Linked DNA regions of Homo sapiens: region 2 is linked to region 1. The links are chromatin loops, found by intact Hi-C in ENCODE. Cell type or tissue: chondrocyte. All regions are shown on one strand. Links, peaks and the distances in the headings refer to the core of each region. The heading gives the core; the rest is flanking DNA.

Region 1 (8,014 bases), core at 1,296-6,295:
TGCCACATTCTATACATTAGCTAAGGGAAAGAGGTGAATAATTGTTCTAGACCATTCAGCCTGTACCCTTCAAACAAAAATAACAACCACAAGCATGACTGTATATATCCTGGCTGACATGGAGACAAGACAGTAATACCTGACAGAGAAGGAGCCTATGTGTACCAGTGCCCCCAAAGTCTAGCTGTCTCTGCCAAACAATGGGAGAGTGTTAGCTTGCTCTCTAATTATTTTTATTTTTTTGAAGCAGGGTCTTGCTCTGTCACACAGGATGAAGTGCATTGGTGCAATCATGGTTCACTGCAGCCTCAACTTCCTCGGCTCAAGCGATCCTCCCACCTCAGCCTTCCGAGTAGTTGAAACTACAAATGCATGCCACCACAACCAGCTATTTTTTGAAAAAACAGAGACAGGGTCTCACTATGTAGCCCAGGCTGATCTCCAACTCCTGGGCTCAAGCAATCTTTCTGCCTCAGGCTCTCAAAGTGCTGGGATTACAGGTGAGAGCCACTGTGCCCAGCCATTGCCCTCTTTTTAAATCAAATTAGTGTATGTTATAAAGGGTCAGATTTTATTCACTCAAAACTACTTATTGAGCACAGTTGTGCAAAACATGGAGCTGGCTCTTTTGGAAACACTGATGTAGACACCTGTCCTGAACTCATGGGGCTTATGCCTAACAGAGAAGATAAGAAATAGTTTGCAATCACTATAATACAAGGTAGGAGTGCTATATCCCTTAAAAGAGGAAGACAGAAAATGCCATGGCAGTTAATTCAGAGAAAGATGAAGTCACTCTCAGCTATAAAGTGGATTCAGGACCATAAAATGTTGGTGCTATGTGTCACCACTGGGATCATCCTGTCTAAATACTTCAGGCAGAAGCTCAGCATGTTGAGTAGTTACTCAAATTCATAGAGCCAGTGACAGAGCCAACAAGCCTCGGGCACCCTCTTCTGACTCCAAGTCCTTGTCCTCCCTGCTATGTCATGTGGCTTCTTGGAAGTTTAGTCATGGGGCTGCATCAAGCTGAAACAAATTATCTGCTGTTCTAGATTTGGCCAATCAGTACATAAACATCATGAGGTTTCTGACCTTAGGAAGCTTACAATCTACTAGAATACATCAAACATGCACATATACTTCTCCATACTTTTCTAAGATACAGCTAACCTTGGGAAATATAATATAGGGTCTTAGATACACTGGATTGATAGTTAATCTATTATCAACCCACAAGTTTTTGCAGGAAGAGAAGGGTAAGAGTTTAGTGGATGCTTAGCAGGTGAAAGAAGGGAAGACAGAAGAGGAACAAAAACAGAAGACCTCTCTGGAGGCCAATTGCCTGGATAGTCTTAGGTGATAGATCCAGAACAGAGAGCTCATCTCCATAAAACCTGGCACCACTGCTGGGTCTTAGCAAGTACTCAGTTTAAAAGCACTACACAGGAAGTGGCAGGATGAGGAAGGATGGTGGGAAGAGAGTGTGACCTTTTTTAGGCTCCCCCAAATCCCCAGTACTGAATACTTTAAAAGAATATTGACTTTCTGTAGTGACATGCAAAACCTCCCACTCCAAAATAATATTCTTTACCTTCTTTTGGATATACTTACCTCCTTTTGGAACTAATTCATGCCATGACTTATCCCAATATTAAGGTGATTCAGCTAGCTGCCATCCCCACTGGTGACTAGGAGTGGGGCTGCTACAGAGAGCAGTCAGGGACTGGCCCACTCCTGTACTTGCTGATCTAAGACACATCTTACCAGCACTCACTGCTCTCTCCCAGAAACTGGCTCCACTCTTTAACCACTATAGACAAGCAGGGAGCGTGAGGGAGCTCAGAGATCTTGCTCATCTGTACTGACAGATCTTGGAGCTCAAATTTTAGCATTCTCCTTTGCTCTGAGGTCCAAAAGAAGAAGTACCCTTGAATGCTATGAAATTGTGAAAAAGGAGAAAGGAAACTAACATTTGTGGTACATTGATGACAATTAAAACAACAATAATAGCCTAACACTTATAAAAAGTTTCTGACATGTCAGGCTATAGAATAGTCTCTCTTTCAGCTAATAGGATAGATTTTCTCCATTTTAATAAAAATATGGGGTCTCAGAGAGAGAGTGAGAGAGAGAGAGAGATGAAGTGCCTTGCCAAGGGTTACAGCAGAGCAGGAAGTCGGCACTCAATCCAGGTCTGATTCCAAAATTCAGACAGCAAACTGCCTCTCTATTATAGAGAAGCAGCTTTAATCTATATGTAACAAAGTAAAAATAGCCCAGGAAGAACAGCTGTGTGTGTTGAGGTGAGGCAGGGACAGTTGGTTTCCCGAACAGAGCAGCATGTTAAACATACTATTGCTACTGCAGCAAATATCATATCGTCGTCATCATCATCATCATCATCATCATCATCACCACCTTAGGGAATATATTGCTTTCTGTAAGTAACTGATATGATTTCTTCTTGTCTTTTGATTGGGTAATGTTTTGCTTTTTACTTTTGCTGCTAGGAAGCTCTGAGACAAATTTAAAGTTCCTCTTTAACAACTATCTAGTATTTTCCATGCATATCAGAGTTCTTATTTTCTTCTAATCTTGACTCTGGATTGTGATTTCAGTTTTACCCGGTTTTAATCATTTACTCACCATTTACATATTTATTATATGTATTCTCCAGAGACTTCTCAAAACCTTAGTGGAATAAGGTAAGGTATGCATGACATTAAAAAGAAAGGTAATTTACCTGGGTAGGGCTTTCATCTGTAGCATCACACAGATTCTTTAATCCTTTGAATTCTATTGCTAAAAAAAATTCTGAAGAAAAATCAAGACACCATCTGGCTGCCTTTGGAAAGACAGAGGTACTTCGGGTCTTTGATCTGTTCTGCACATGGACTGGGAGAGGCAGAGAGGACCAAATCTCCCTGACACAGACAATCGTTTGCTTTATTAAACAAGTGTCTTGTATTACACACAGAGAGTATGCATTATGTGGATGCACACAAAAAATATGATGAAAAGTAGATACTAAGCATACTGAGTACTTTGGGTTTTGAATCATTAACATCACAGCTGTTTCTAATAATTTTTCCCTAAATGCAAGCTTATTTCCACAACATGTACTAATGTAACTGTAACTGCCCCAAAATGTTTCATTTTGTAAAAAATGAAGCCTTAGAAATAACTATGCAACTGAGAGTCCGTAAGCACTTTAGATCACCACCCTATATGCCTTTACTTTGCTTTTGTTTTTTTTTTGGTCAGCTATCATTCAAGATGGGGGCAGTTTGAAACAGTTGATTTACTGATAAACTTGTGAAATGTGCCCTTCTAAACAAAAAAAAAAGTGGGGGGGGCAAAAATAACTTCACTAATGAGAGAAGTCAAAGAAAGTTACAGGTGGAGTGTCCTGGGATTTTAAATGGAAATGCAATGGAGGAGTTGCTCATTCATCCACCACTACATGGAGCGATGATAACGGTAATGGGTCTTGGGAACTTGACTGGGAAATATCCCTTAGCTGGCCAGGGCTTGAGGATACTTGGCATTTTTGTTTGTCGGTTGGTTCGTTTGTTCCATTAAAATTCTGAGGTTTAGACAGAAATTCATAAAATAAAATCTGGGGTTATCTCACACTCAAGCGCAAAGAACATTTACGTTAATATTCCTTTCAGGTCCCTCCTCCTAATTACCTTTTATTTTTAATTGTTTCCCTCCATCCATGTGGTTGCTCGCTTTTCCAGATGGCTTCATATTTTTGTAAACGGTTGGGAGACTTAGTCTATCTCGTGGAGGTTCGGCGCACAGAGGCCAGTGCCTTCTTTAGGTCGCTTCTGAGCGACTCGAGACGGCCTCCCTCGAATCCGCAGCAAAGAGCAACAGACAGGGCTTCCCTTTCAGTCTGGGTTGCCATGGGGCACAGCTCCTGCTCCGGCCCAGAGTGCCAGAGTCTCCCAGGGCTGCTGCCTTCAGCCAGGTGGAGGGGTCAGCGCGGAGCCAGGTACAGAGCTCCTCCGAGCCTGAGACGGCGGGAGGTGCTGGGCTAGGCTGCGCCTCCCCAGGCAGGACGCCAGGCAGTGCGGCGGACGGTCCCCAGAGGGCGCCACGTGCCCCCGCCCGGTGCCCGGCGGCGCTCACCCGCCCGCAGCCCGGCGAGTCCAGCGGAACCTAATTGCCCATGAACCCCTTTCTGCGGGGTCTGGAGAGGGGGAGCAGGCCGGGGCCCGAAAACCCCCCATCCCACCCCTAAATCTGGGCGGACTGTGAACAGCCACACAGTGGGACAGTTAAGTGTCTCTGCCAAGCTCGGTCCTTCCCTCACCGGGATATATTATCCCGCCACCATCCGGCAGGCCGGCCGGGGATTATTATCCCCGTTGTAACGCAGAGGAAGTTATGGCCGGGACGCGGTCAGGGTCACGAAATAAAAACATGTGGACCCACGGCGCGAGCTGAGCTCTGCCGGCCTACCCCGCCCCCGAATCCTGTAGAGCCAGGCGAGGCCGAGGCCCTAGGCCCAAGGCCGGGGCGTATTCGGGTTTACGTCTGCGGGAGAAAGAGGTGGGTGGTGCGGCTGGCGAAGTCAGTGAGGGACCGGAGACAGCCGGGCCTGGAGAGAGCCGGGACCGGAGAGTCGGGGCGCGGGCGCCGCGGAGGCTCGGAGCCGCAAGGAGGCCCAGGCTCCCCGGGACGCGGCCACTGTACCTCCATAGCCAAAGCGGCGGGCGCCCAAGGCCAGAGCGCTACCGACGAGAAAGTCGGGGCCGCGCCGCCCGGGAACTAGAGCTCCTCGCGGGGACTTTTAAGTTTTCACTCACTAGGCTCTGAACCTATTTTTAAAAAGCAATTCTTTATTCAGATATGTAGAAGACTATGAATGACAGCTCCTTCTCCCCAACACCATTCCCGCCGGAGCTGCCCAGGTACTCCACACCTACCGCCTGAAGCGAATCTGCGGGCGCACGCACGCACGCCCGTCGCGCGCAGTCTCCGGGTTGGCCTCGCCTCATAGGCTGCCGGTGCAGTGCGGGAGCGCAGCCCGGGACACCGTTTGCGCGGTGGTGCGGTCTTATAGGTTCCAGGGTTTCTGAGGCTTTTGGTGAGCATTACGAGTTCCCCTTAGAGGAGTCAGGCGCCTTGCGGGGCTAGTGGCATGTGGTGGCTGTGGCTGCGCGCCCTTCTCGGCCGGCGCTCGGAGGCGCAGGCGCGGCGCGGACGCCCACACTAAGCTATAACCCTTGACGGGCTCTGAAACGCAGGCAGCTGAGAGGCGTTTTCGAGACAGCCGCCCCGGGAGATGATGTATTTATTCTTCGCACTTACTGTGCACTTAGCACCGAGAGGGCCGTACTTTGCACTTATCAACAGAAACCCGCGTTCCGCGCTCCCTGACTCCCCGTGGCCGCCGAGTGACGTGCTGCCGCCGCTGGCGCGGTTCTTGGGCCTGGGCTTTCCAACAGGTGGAGAGAGCTGGAAGCGACCGGTCGGACCAGCCCCGCTTAGCCTGACACCCACGCCTCGGGGGTTCGGGGGCGCGGCCGGCCAGGTCTTTCCAGGGAAGGGGGCGCGGGCTGGGCTGGAGCCGGGATTCCGGAGCGGGGGCTTACACTGGAAAGTGAATGCGCAGGCGGCCTCAGAACTCCAAGAAGCCGCGTTGTAGAGCTTCCCTAGGCGCCTTCTTTGATCTCTCTTAAAAAGGGTATCATTGTTAATCGCTGAGACGAATCTCCTTTTCTAGTGACTTAAGCAATCAGAGGGACTCGTCTGGGATCCAGATAAGTTGGGAATTGTTTCGCCTTCCTCAGTGCTTCCCACCCAAGTTTGCCTCCCAAGTCTTTTTTGATTTTACACACACACACACACACACACACACACACACACACCCCACTGGAGAATTCTCGATGATGAATTAATTAGGAGGTCGCTCCTGCGTGGGCTTGCCTTTCTCTCCCAACACGCCCTTTCCCCAGAAGACTCCGAACCCCTGGCGGAGTCCGATTCCTGCCCGGGCTCCCGCGGCGGAGCCCCGCTCTCGGACTGGGCGAACCCAGAGGCAGCTGAGTGCACCTCCGAGCGCTCAGCTTCCCGACGCCACCGCGACGCTGATTTATGGTCCAGTCGCTCGCTTGAACCCCAACGCTTTGGCTGGGTTAATTTTTGTCGATTGTTCCTCATCACACTCAGATAGTTTGTAGCTTGAGACGGATTTTATTTATCACCCTGCACATGTGAAATACAGTCAGACATAAAAATAACTGACTCTGGGACTCTGGCACAATATTGGAGCCGTCGGGGAATAATTTGGCTAAGCGATTTAGACGTTTCACCTTCTAAACAGAAATGCAACTCTCAGTCAAACTGTAAATCAGATTGTCTTCGGCAATGTAAAAAAAAAAAAAAAAGAAGAAAAGAAAAGAAAAAGCACCAAAACCAGAAAGAACGAAAACTAAATGAAAGAAAACGCAGATATTGTCCAAAACAATATGAGCTTCAGAAACCCAGACTGGATTTTAATTTCAGCTTTGGAACTTCATCGGAAATACGAATTCCTTAGTATTTTACCAGTGGGAACCGCCCCCAGGGATTTTAGGGTGTCCCCGGAAACTGGACTGACTTCTTTCTTTTTACTTTATTGAGAGTTTTGTTATTAAATAATATCAAGTAATAAATGCTACATAAAAAATTAATAATCCCGAACTAAGCTTACTCTCGGATGGAGTCAGGTTGGGGCCCCCTTACAAAGTTCTAATTATAAGTGGAAACAAGGGGACGGGGACGTGGAATGGCCTGGACAGGGCAGGACAGGAGCTCAAGAAGCAACAAAAACTTGGAAAATAAAAAAATTAGAAATTTCTGCAGCGCTCTCCTTGTTTCCACCTTTCCGAGGCAGATGGAAAAGAAGCTGATAAGTTTTTCTGCGCCTCATTCGTCTCCCACGTCTTTCTGGAAACCCATAATATGAAACGCTCGATTCCTCACTGTCTCACAGAGACCAAGTGATCCAAAGCCTGGCCAGGGGGAGCCCTGGGCAAAGCAGGAACTGGGAAAGAAGAGAAAACCAATACTGGCGACCACTCGATTGATCGCAAAGGGGAAATTCAAAACACAACCAAATAAAACTTCTGCCTGGGTAGGGAACATTTGCTGTAATTTTACATTATTCTCCCCTCAAATCCGTTTCATTCTTCTACAACAAAGTGGAGACCAATCTTGAGTGTTTCCCTATGCCTCCACGATGGAAATCTAAAGATGGTTTTCTTGAAGCGAACTCACAGCGAACTTACCTGTAGGCACCTGCCTACTTTCAGGGTATTTATTTGTTTGAACCCATTTTTGACCAAGACCATTTAGATAACTTGCTTCACAAATTTCTCCAAATAAACTGAAACAAGAGAGCTCTGACTCTTAAAATCTACAAAATTAAATGTAAATTTAAAGATAACAGGGTGCTACAGGTAGAAAATTAGAGTGATTTTTTTTTAATCACTTTGAAGGTGAAGGGAAGATGTTTTGGTAGTTGATAGTACTTGATATCCATTGATAATACTGAGTATGTAGTATTACATTATTATTGCAATCAAAATGTGGTTTCAAACGTGTTAAATGAAATAAATTGAATATTTTGATGGAAAATAAATCAGCAAGCACTTGGAATTTTTTCTCAAAAGCAAGTTTAATTGGTGTGTTTTTGACATTTGCATGGTCCAGATCTTAATCTGATGGTTTTTATATCATCCCCAAGCTGGCTTTCCTCAATTGATATCTCTGCTTCTTCGTATAGGGAATTCAATATACAGCACGCCCTGCTGACAGGTACCTCCCGTGTTGTGAGTAATTATTTGCCAATAGATGGCCTGATGTCCTTTTCAGTATAACAAGCTGAGAAATAAAAGAAAAATGTTTGCCACTCCACATATTTATTTTTATTTGTTAGGGTTTTTTTCTTGATTTTTAAAAATACAACAAGATAAGTTATTTATCTTAGAATCTCAAACCACAAATATCTCAAAAA
Region 2 (8,014 bases), core at 1,233-6,232, 530 kb after region 1:
TAAAAATAGATTCCTCTACTTAGTCATGGAGTTATGTTTTTATTATTTTTAAGACTTTCTGATAGTTTTGATAACCCTTTCCCGGGGCACTACGAGACAAATGAAAAACATCTTTCTATACTCTATGCTGGAAGAAAAGTACACATAATAATGGCCATAATAATAATAGGTATCAAATCATTGTTTGCTACGTATGCCATAGGATGTGCTTCACAAAGAACAATATAAGAACAGCTAACGTGTATTAAGCATTATTATGTACAAGGCACCATTCAATATTTAGCTCTCACAATGCTATGGTATAATGTAAAAGCTATTGTTGTACCTATTGAATGAATGAGGAATTTGGGATGGATGGTGCCACATTTCAGTATAAACTCGTTGTATAAATCAAATATAATTTCTCTAAACCAGGCCTCAGCCCTGCAGGGGTTCCTTTTGCCCACTGGTGGCTCCTTTGGCTGGCCAGACCCAGTGTCGTCAAGAGGCAGCAGAGGCAGACCACAAATGCTGGTAACGTTGCACTCCAACTTTAGTGGAGAGGATTTTGATTGTTTAATGTCAACTCATGGGTCACAGTATTTTTTATCCCTGTTTCTTTTAATTATGGCAAAATACATATAGAATAACATAAAATTTACCATCTTAATCATTTAAGTATACAGTTACTAATGTTAAGTACATTCACATTGCTGTGCAACAAATCTCCAGAAATCTTGCAAAACTGAAACTCTACACTCATTAAATAATAACTCCCCATTCTCTCCTATCCCCAGCCCCTGGCAAACACTATTTTACTTTCTGTCTCTATAAATTTGACTACTCTTGGTACCTCATATAAGTGCAATCAGTTAATATTAGTCTTTTTCTGACTCACTCATTTCATGTGCTACAGTATTTTTCAAAACATAGACTATGTTAATGCAAAACATCAACTTTTGCTAATGCAAAACATCATTTTATAAGGAGGTTTTAAATATATACAGAAAGGAGCAATGGCAACTGATGACTTTGTGTTTCTAAAACCCAAATGTAAATTATTTTAACTTACTGGTTTTTTGCAGGTCTAATAATTTATCTAGAGCAAAAGAAGTTTTAAATCAATACATGCTACCTATGACTTAGCCAAAATACATATTAATAGTAGATATTTTAAATGTAGTTTATTATTATTGATAAGATAACAGATACATTTTGCATCATCAGGCTCTCAGATGTAAATTTATGAAGTCCACGCTATGTCACTAACAAATATATTGCAAGGCACTTCTACGTTTTCATTTAACTTAGTTTCTTTCCTTTTTTAAAAAATAGAATACTTGCCCTCTCCCTCTCCCTGTCCCTGTCCCTGTCCCTCTTTCCACGGTCTCCCTCTGAACTGTCCTGCTGCCATCTCGGCTCACTGCAACCTCCCTGCCTGATTCTCCTGCCTCAGCCTGCCGAGTGCCTGCGATTGCAGGCGCGCGCCGCCACGCCTGACGGGTTTTCGTATTTTTTTGGTGGAGACGGGGTTTCGCTGTGTTGGCCGGGCTGGTCTCCAGCTCCTAACCGCGAGTGATCCGCCAGCCTCGGCCTCCCGAGGTGCCGGGATTGCAGACGGAGTCTCGTTAACTCAGTGCTCAATGGTGCCCAGGCTGGAGTGCAGTGGCGTGATCTCGGCTACAACCTCCACCTCCCAGCCGCCTGCCTTGGCCCCCCAAAGTGCCGAGATTGCAGCCTCTGCCCGGCCGCTACCCCGTCTGGGAAGTGAGGTGCGTCTCTGTCTGGCCGCCCATCGTCTGGGATGTGAGGAGCCCCTCTGCCTGGCTGCCCAGTCTGGAAAGTGAGGAGCGTCTCTGCCCGGCCGCCATCCCACCTAGGAAGTGAGGAGCGTCTCTGCCCAGCCGCCCATCGTCTGAGATGTGGGGAGCGCCTCTGCCCCGCCGCCCCGTCTGGGAGGTGAGGAGCGTCTCTGCCCGGCTGCCCCGTCTGAGAAGTGAGGAGACCCTCCGCCTGGCAACCGCCCCATCTGAGAAGTGAGGAGCCCCTCCGCCCAGCTGCCACCCCGTCTGGGAACTGAGGAGCGTCTCCGCCCGGCAGCCACCCCGTCCGGAAGGGAGGTGGGGGGTCAGCCCCCCACCCGGCCAGCCACCCCGTCAGGGAGGTGAGGGGCGCCTCTGCCCGGCCGCCCCTACTGGGAAGTGAGGAGCCCCTCTGCCCCGCCAGCTGCCCCGTCCGGGAGGGAGGGGGGGGAGTCAGCCCCCGGCCGGCCAGCCGCCCCGTCTGGGAGGGAGGTGGGGGGGTCAGCCCCCCGCCAGGCGAGACGCCCCATCCGGGAGGGAGGTGGGGGGTCAGCCCCCTGCCCGGCCAGCCGCCCCGTCCGGGAGGTGAGTGGCGCCTCTGCCCGGCCACCCTTACTGGGAAGTGAGGAGCCCCTCTGCCCGGCCAGCCGCCCCATCCGGGAGGGAGGTGGGGGAGTCAGCCCCCCGCCCGGCCAGCCGCCCCGTCCGGGAGGGAGGTGGGGGGGTCAGCCCCCCGCCCGGCCAGCCACCCCGTCCAGGAGGGAGGTGGGAGGGTCAGCCCCCCGCCGGCCAGCCGCCCCGTCCGGGAGGTGAGGGGCGCCTCTGCCCGGCCGCCCCTACTGGGAACTGAGGAGCCCCTCTGCCCGGCCACCACCCCGTCTGGGAGGTGTACCCAACAGCTCATTGAGAAGGGGCCATGATGACATTGGCGGTTTTGTGGAATAGAAAAGGGGGAAAGGTGGGGAAAAGATTGAGAAATCGGATGGTTGCTGTGTCTGTGTAGAAAGAAGTAGACATGGGAGACTTTTCATTTTGTTCTGTACTAAGAAAAATTCTTCTGCCTTGGGATCCTGTTGATCTATGACCTTACCCCCAACCCTGTGCTCTCTGAAACATGTGCTGTGTCCACTCAGGGTTAAATGGATTAAGGGCGGTGCAAGATGTGCTTTGTTAAACAGATGCTTGAAGGCAGCATGCTCGTTAAGAGTCATCACCATTCCCTAATCTCAAGTACCCAGGGACACACACACTCTGCCTAGGAAAACCAGAGACCTTTGTTCACTTGTTTATCTGCTGACCTTCCCTCCACTATTGTCCTATGACCCTGCCAAATCCCCCTCTGCGAGAAACACCCAGAATGATCAATAAAAAAAAAATAAATTAAAAAAAAAATAGAATACTTTTATCAATTATAGACCCCACAAACCCAACTGAAATTAAATGTTATATTTATATTTGAAAGACAAGTAGTCAACAATACTTTGCACTTTAAAATTGCTCTTAAAATATAAATTGAGAGCACTAAAGTCAATAATTAGCCGGATGTCCTTGGAATCCACCAGATAATTTTATTCTTAAAAATTATTTTTCTTAATTTATAAATGGCATTAAGTAGATTGTGACTTCTTTTTTAAAAAGGCCTTGTAAGAATAAGTTTCAGTTTAAATTTCAAACTTAAATTTATTTTCAACAAAGCTCACATTTTCTGCTCTAAACTGTCCTTTCATGACCTCTGATGGTGAAAATGTAAACTGACATTACAAATACTATCAGAAATAATGCCACAAATTCCATTTACCTTATTATTGAAGAACTTTCTCCTTTTCATATTTATTTACCTTGAGAACATAATAGCATCAATTATTCAACAATATGGAAGTAATGTTGGACAATTTCATACTACTCCAAAGTGTTTTTTTAAAAGCCCTCTTATTCACAGCTTGTAAGTCTCTGATAATGTGTGCAATTTACATAGTAGAATGAACATTTTAGTGATATAGCAGCTTACTATGACTACCTGCTCTCAAATGTAAATTGAATAAATAATAGAGTTTAGATAAGTTGAAACAAATATTTTAATTTACAAAATCATTACTCTTCCTAAGTCTCGGTAGTTATGAGTAAGAAAGCAGACTTGCATATTAAAACCTCAATTCTTTATATTATTTTATTGTTTCAACTTAGTTAATAAGATTGTTCTCTAGGCCTGAGTTTCTTCCAAAAAGGCTTGCTCACAAGGAATTTATCTGGGAACATGGACCCGGAGAGCAGCTCTATGATTGGGGGAATAAAAACAGGGAAAATGAGAAAGCTGAAACAAGAATTCATTGTCAAATGACTGCAGCTATGGCTAACCTGTGCTGGATTCAAAGATCTTTTGAGAAGCCCTAATTAAATGCATGAAGAAAAGAGTATCATTTCTCCATGGGCTTCCACTCTCCATGAGTGAAGGTGGCTCCTGGGACTTTGACTACCACATAACCACTTGCAACTTGTGTATGTGTGGCATTTCAATGAACATTTCACACTTCAATGTCAGAAAAGTTCCAAGGAAGGGAGAAGCTCAGACCTTGGCTAAAAGTGAGGCAGTCTTCAGCTGCACCTGCAGGAAGCTGGTCAAAGTCTACAAGAATTGGTTGTTGAAACAAGGACTGCAGTAAGATATGGCACCAAGAAGATTTGAAGTGATGCTCACAGTGTTATCTGATGCAGTAGATCCTTTGCACTACTCAAATCTATCTTTTCACTTCCTTAAGTTCAATCTATCTCAGAGTCCCCTTTAAGGAGCTGGCCAGCCACAATCTCTGCAGGAGGGTTTCTGGAACTAGCTACAACCCCTGCTACAGCTGGTCCCCAGACTTTATTGAAAGGCATCATCTCTGTCTTCCATTACCAATGCTAGATTTCTCTTGCCCTTGGCCATCATCTCATCTGATTTAAGGTTTCTTGCCTGGCAGAGTAACCCAGACCTTTTTCTCAAGGCTTGCTTTTCCTTTATCACATCATAGATGCCATAACCACCCACTCACCATTATTACCTGGCATGAAAACACCAGCAGATGCATCAGTCAAGTCACTGGATAGTCCTCTCTGCCTCCAGTTACAATGGCTCTTTACATATGTAAGGATAGACTAGACTTTCAACTATATTAATTTTCTTTCGCCTGCTGATCCAGGAATGAGGAGTCCAATCACTGGAATGAAGAGCCCAAAGAGATAGTCAGCAAGAGATAGTCCATTTCTGTGGCACTCTTACCTGGCAGAAGTGCTCTGCCTCCTGGGAACCAGGACCTCTAATCCAGCAAAGCCTAAGATTTCAAACCTTACAAATAAGTCACCTGGGAGTAATGGTGAAAGAGACAAATTGTACTTCCAACCCTTGGTTCTTGAATCCATGTATTCTAGCTTAAAGGACACAGCACCATATATCAGCCACTGATATAATACATACATGTATCTCATCCTGTCCCAACCTGGAACTTCAGATGAGTCTTCCACAGGCTATTTTACCATAGATCATCAGCTTCCAGGTGATGAGGTATTTAGTAATCCCAGTGGATTCTATCATCATGCACCCATTGCTGAACCACCTTTGCCATAAAATGAGCTACTTGGGCAGAAACAATGTTGTGAGACATGCCATGTCAATAGGTAACACTTTCTGCAAGCCCTTAGTTGGTGGTGATGGTGGAGGCTTTACTGGCAGGGAGTGCAAATCCATTACTATAGTAGGTTTTAATTCCAGCAAGGATGAATTTTTGCCATCTCCATGGTGGAAAGGATCTAATAAAATTAATCTGATATGAAATGACTGGCTGGACTCTGACAATTTCATATTGAGGTTTCACCACCAGCCTCTACTACTGACAAGTTGGGCATTCAGCAGGGGGCAGTAGTTAGATCATCATTAGGGAGCTGTGCCCATTAATAGCCTCTTTTCCAGCTGTGGTGGCAAATTTGTTCACAAACCAAGTATCCAAGCAGTGAGATATGTAAAAGCGAAACAGAGTACAGCTCACACCCACAGAGAAACCTAACCTGTGTTATTTGTTGTCAAGTACCTCTTATTTAGAGTGCTCATTAGTGAGCATTAACATGAGGCATAGCAATGCTGTACTAGTCCATTTTCACGCTGCTGATAAAGACATACCCAAGACTGGGAAATTTTCAAAAGAAAAAGGTTTAATGGACTTACAGTTCCATGTGGCTGGGGAGGCCTCACAATCATGATGGAAAGTGAAAGGCGCATCTCACATGGTGGCAGGCAATAGAAGAGAGCTTGTGTAAGGAAACTCCTCTTTTTATAACCATCAGATCTCACAAAACTCATCCACCATCACGAAACTAGCACGGGAAAGACCTGCCCCATGATTCAACACCTCCCACCAGGTGCCCCCCACAACATGGCAGTTCAAAATGAGATTTGGGTGGGGACACAGCCAAACTATATCAAATGTGCATGCTATGTACCTACTTCCATAAATCCATCCATATGCCTCTTTCCCCAGATACACTTGTCTTTGATCTTTTGATCTTGTTTTTATCAAGGCCCCTGAACAAGAAGCAAAGCCATTTGTCACTACCCAGTAGTCTATGTATATGCTATAGATAATACCTCAGGCCATGTCTATCTCCATGTAAGTAACTGAAAATGTGCTCTGCTTAGAGCTCTTTGCACTGGTAGAATTTCTCTGTATTACATTTCTTTAGGGATACCTGTGAGTGTAGCAGTAGACTGACAACAGTCTATTTGTGGTTGGCATCAATAAATCACCCTTATTCATGTATGAACCAGGCCAGGGTATTTTCTCCTTCATTCGTTGGTCATAGGATATACCCATGAGGTAACAGGAAGAGGAATTCCTGTGTGAATCAGGAAGCAGCATAGTGTGAAAGGGGTAGTTATGGGAGTCTTGTTCATCCATTCAGGTAAAGTACATTACTTCTATGTTCTGTACCTGCTCAGGCCTTGTACCATTTCCACAACAGAGTGGATTTTCTGCTGTGCCTATTTGATGTTAGACTTGATAAAGTTGATAATTCTCAGTTCGATATGGCTCTAGTCACATAATCACTTTGCCATTTGATTTTTTCTTTTTTTTTCTTTTGGCTTTATATTTCTTTATTTCAGGAAAGTTTTCTTCTATTATACCCTTAAATGCTTTAAATATATATTTCTAAATTGTGATAAAAATACATAAAATTGCCATCTTATCCAGTTTTAAGTATACAGTTTAGTGCCACTAAGTACTTTTCATATTACATCTTTTACCACCATCCATTTCCAGAACCTTTTCATCTTCCCAGACTGAAACTTCATACCCATTTACCAATAATTCTGCATTCCTCCCTCCCCCAAGTCCCTGGCCACCACCATTCTACTTTTTGTCTCTATTAATTTGATGACTCTACGTACCCTATATAAGTGGAATCATATAATATTTATCTTTTTATGACTGATTTATTTAATGTAGCATAATATTTTCAAGGTTCATTCATGTTGTATGAATTTCCTTCCTTTTTTTCCACATTTTTAAAATTATACTGTAAGTTCTGGGATACATGTGCAGAATGTGCACATTTGTTACATAGGTATACACGTGCCATGGTGGTTTGCTGCACCCATGAACCTGTCATTTACATTAGGTATTTCTCCTAATGCTATCCCTCCCCTAGCGCCTAACCCCCAAAAGGAGCCAGTGTGGGATGTTCCCTTCCCTGTGCCCATGTGTTCTCATTATTCAACTCCCACTTATGAGTGAGAACATGTGGTGTTTGGTTTTCTGTTCCTGTGCTAGTTTGCTGAGAATGATGGTTTCCAGCTTCATCCATGTCCCTGCAAAGGACATGAACTCTTCCTTTTTTATGGCTGCCTAGTATTCCATGGTGTATATGTGCCACATTTTCTTTATCCAGTCTATCACTGATGGGCATTTGGGTTGGTTCCAAGTCTTTGCTATTGTGAATAGTGCCTCAATAAACATATGTGTGCATGTGTCTTTATAGTAGAATGATTTATAATCCTTTGGGTATATACCCAGTAATGGGAATGCCAGGTCAATGATATTTCTGGTTCTAGATCCTTTAGGAATCACCACACTGTCTTCCACAATGGTTGAACTAATTTACACTCCCACCAACAGTGTAAAAGCATTCCTATTTCTGAACATCCTCTCCAGCATCTGTTGTTTCCTGACTTTTTACTGATCACCATTCTAACTGGTGTGAGATGG

What was found. Hi-C counts contacts between places; a loop is a spot of excess contacts. Peaks named below come from ENCODE experiments on the same cell type or tissue, not always from the same donor. Only the 100,000 strongest peaks of a DNase experiment are listed, where the experiment ranks them.
Region 2: it touches region 1 in a loop (4-fold over the local background); 3 of 110 quality-filtered maps call a loop at or near these places.

Annotation. Positions count from the first base shown.
Region 1 is chr6:84,770,979-84,778,992 of GRCh38, reverse strand. LOC124901494 (a long non-coding RNA gene) reads right to left here and starts at 5,187. Exons shown (of 2, transcript XR_007059927.1): 1 at 4,941-5,187. It overlaps LOC124901353 (a long non-coding RNA gene), which reads right to left. Exons shown (of 2, transcript XR_007059666.1): 2 at 7,903-8,014. RefSeq lists a silencer at 4,027-4,176 and an enhancer at 5,327-5,941. In chondrocyte, for the core only: a CTCF peak has its summit at 4,103 (motif pointing right); a DNase peak (open chromatin) is centred at 4,124.
Region 2 is chr6:84,238,934-84,246,947 of GRCh38, reverse strand. No RefSeq gene overlaps it. Among named protein-coding and RNA genes, the nearest start is that of CEP162, 15 kb to the right of the region's middle. RefSeq lists enhancers at 1,257-2,249, 2,250-3,244. In chondrocyte, for the core only: a CTCF peak has its summit at 3,511; no DNase peak of the experiment used is centred there.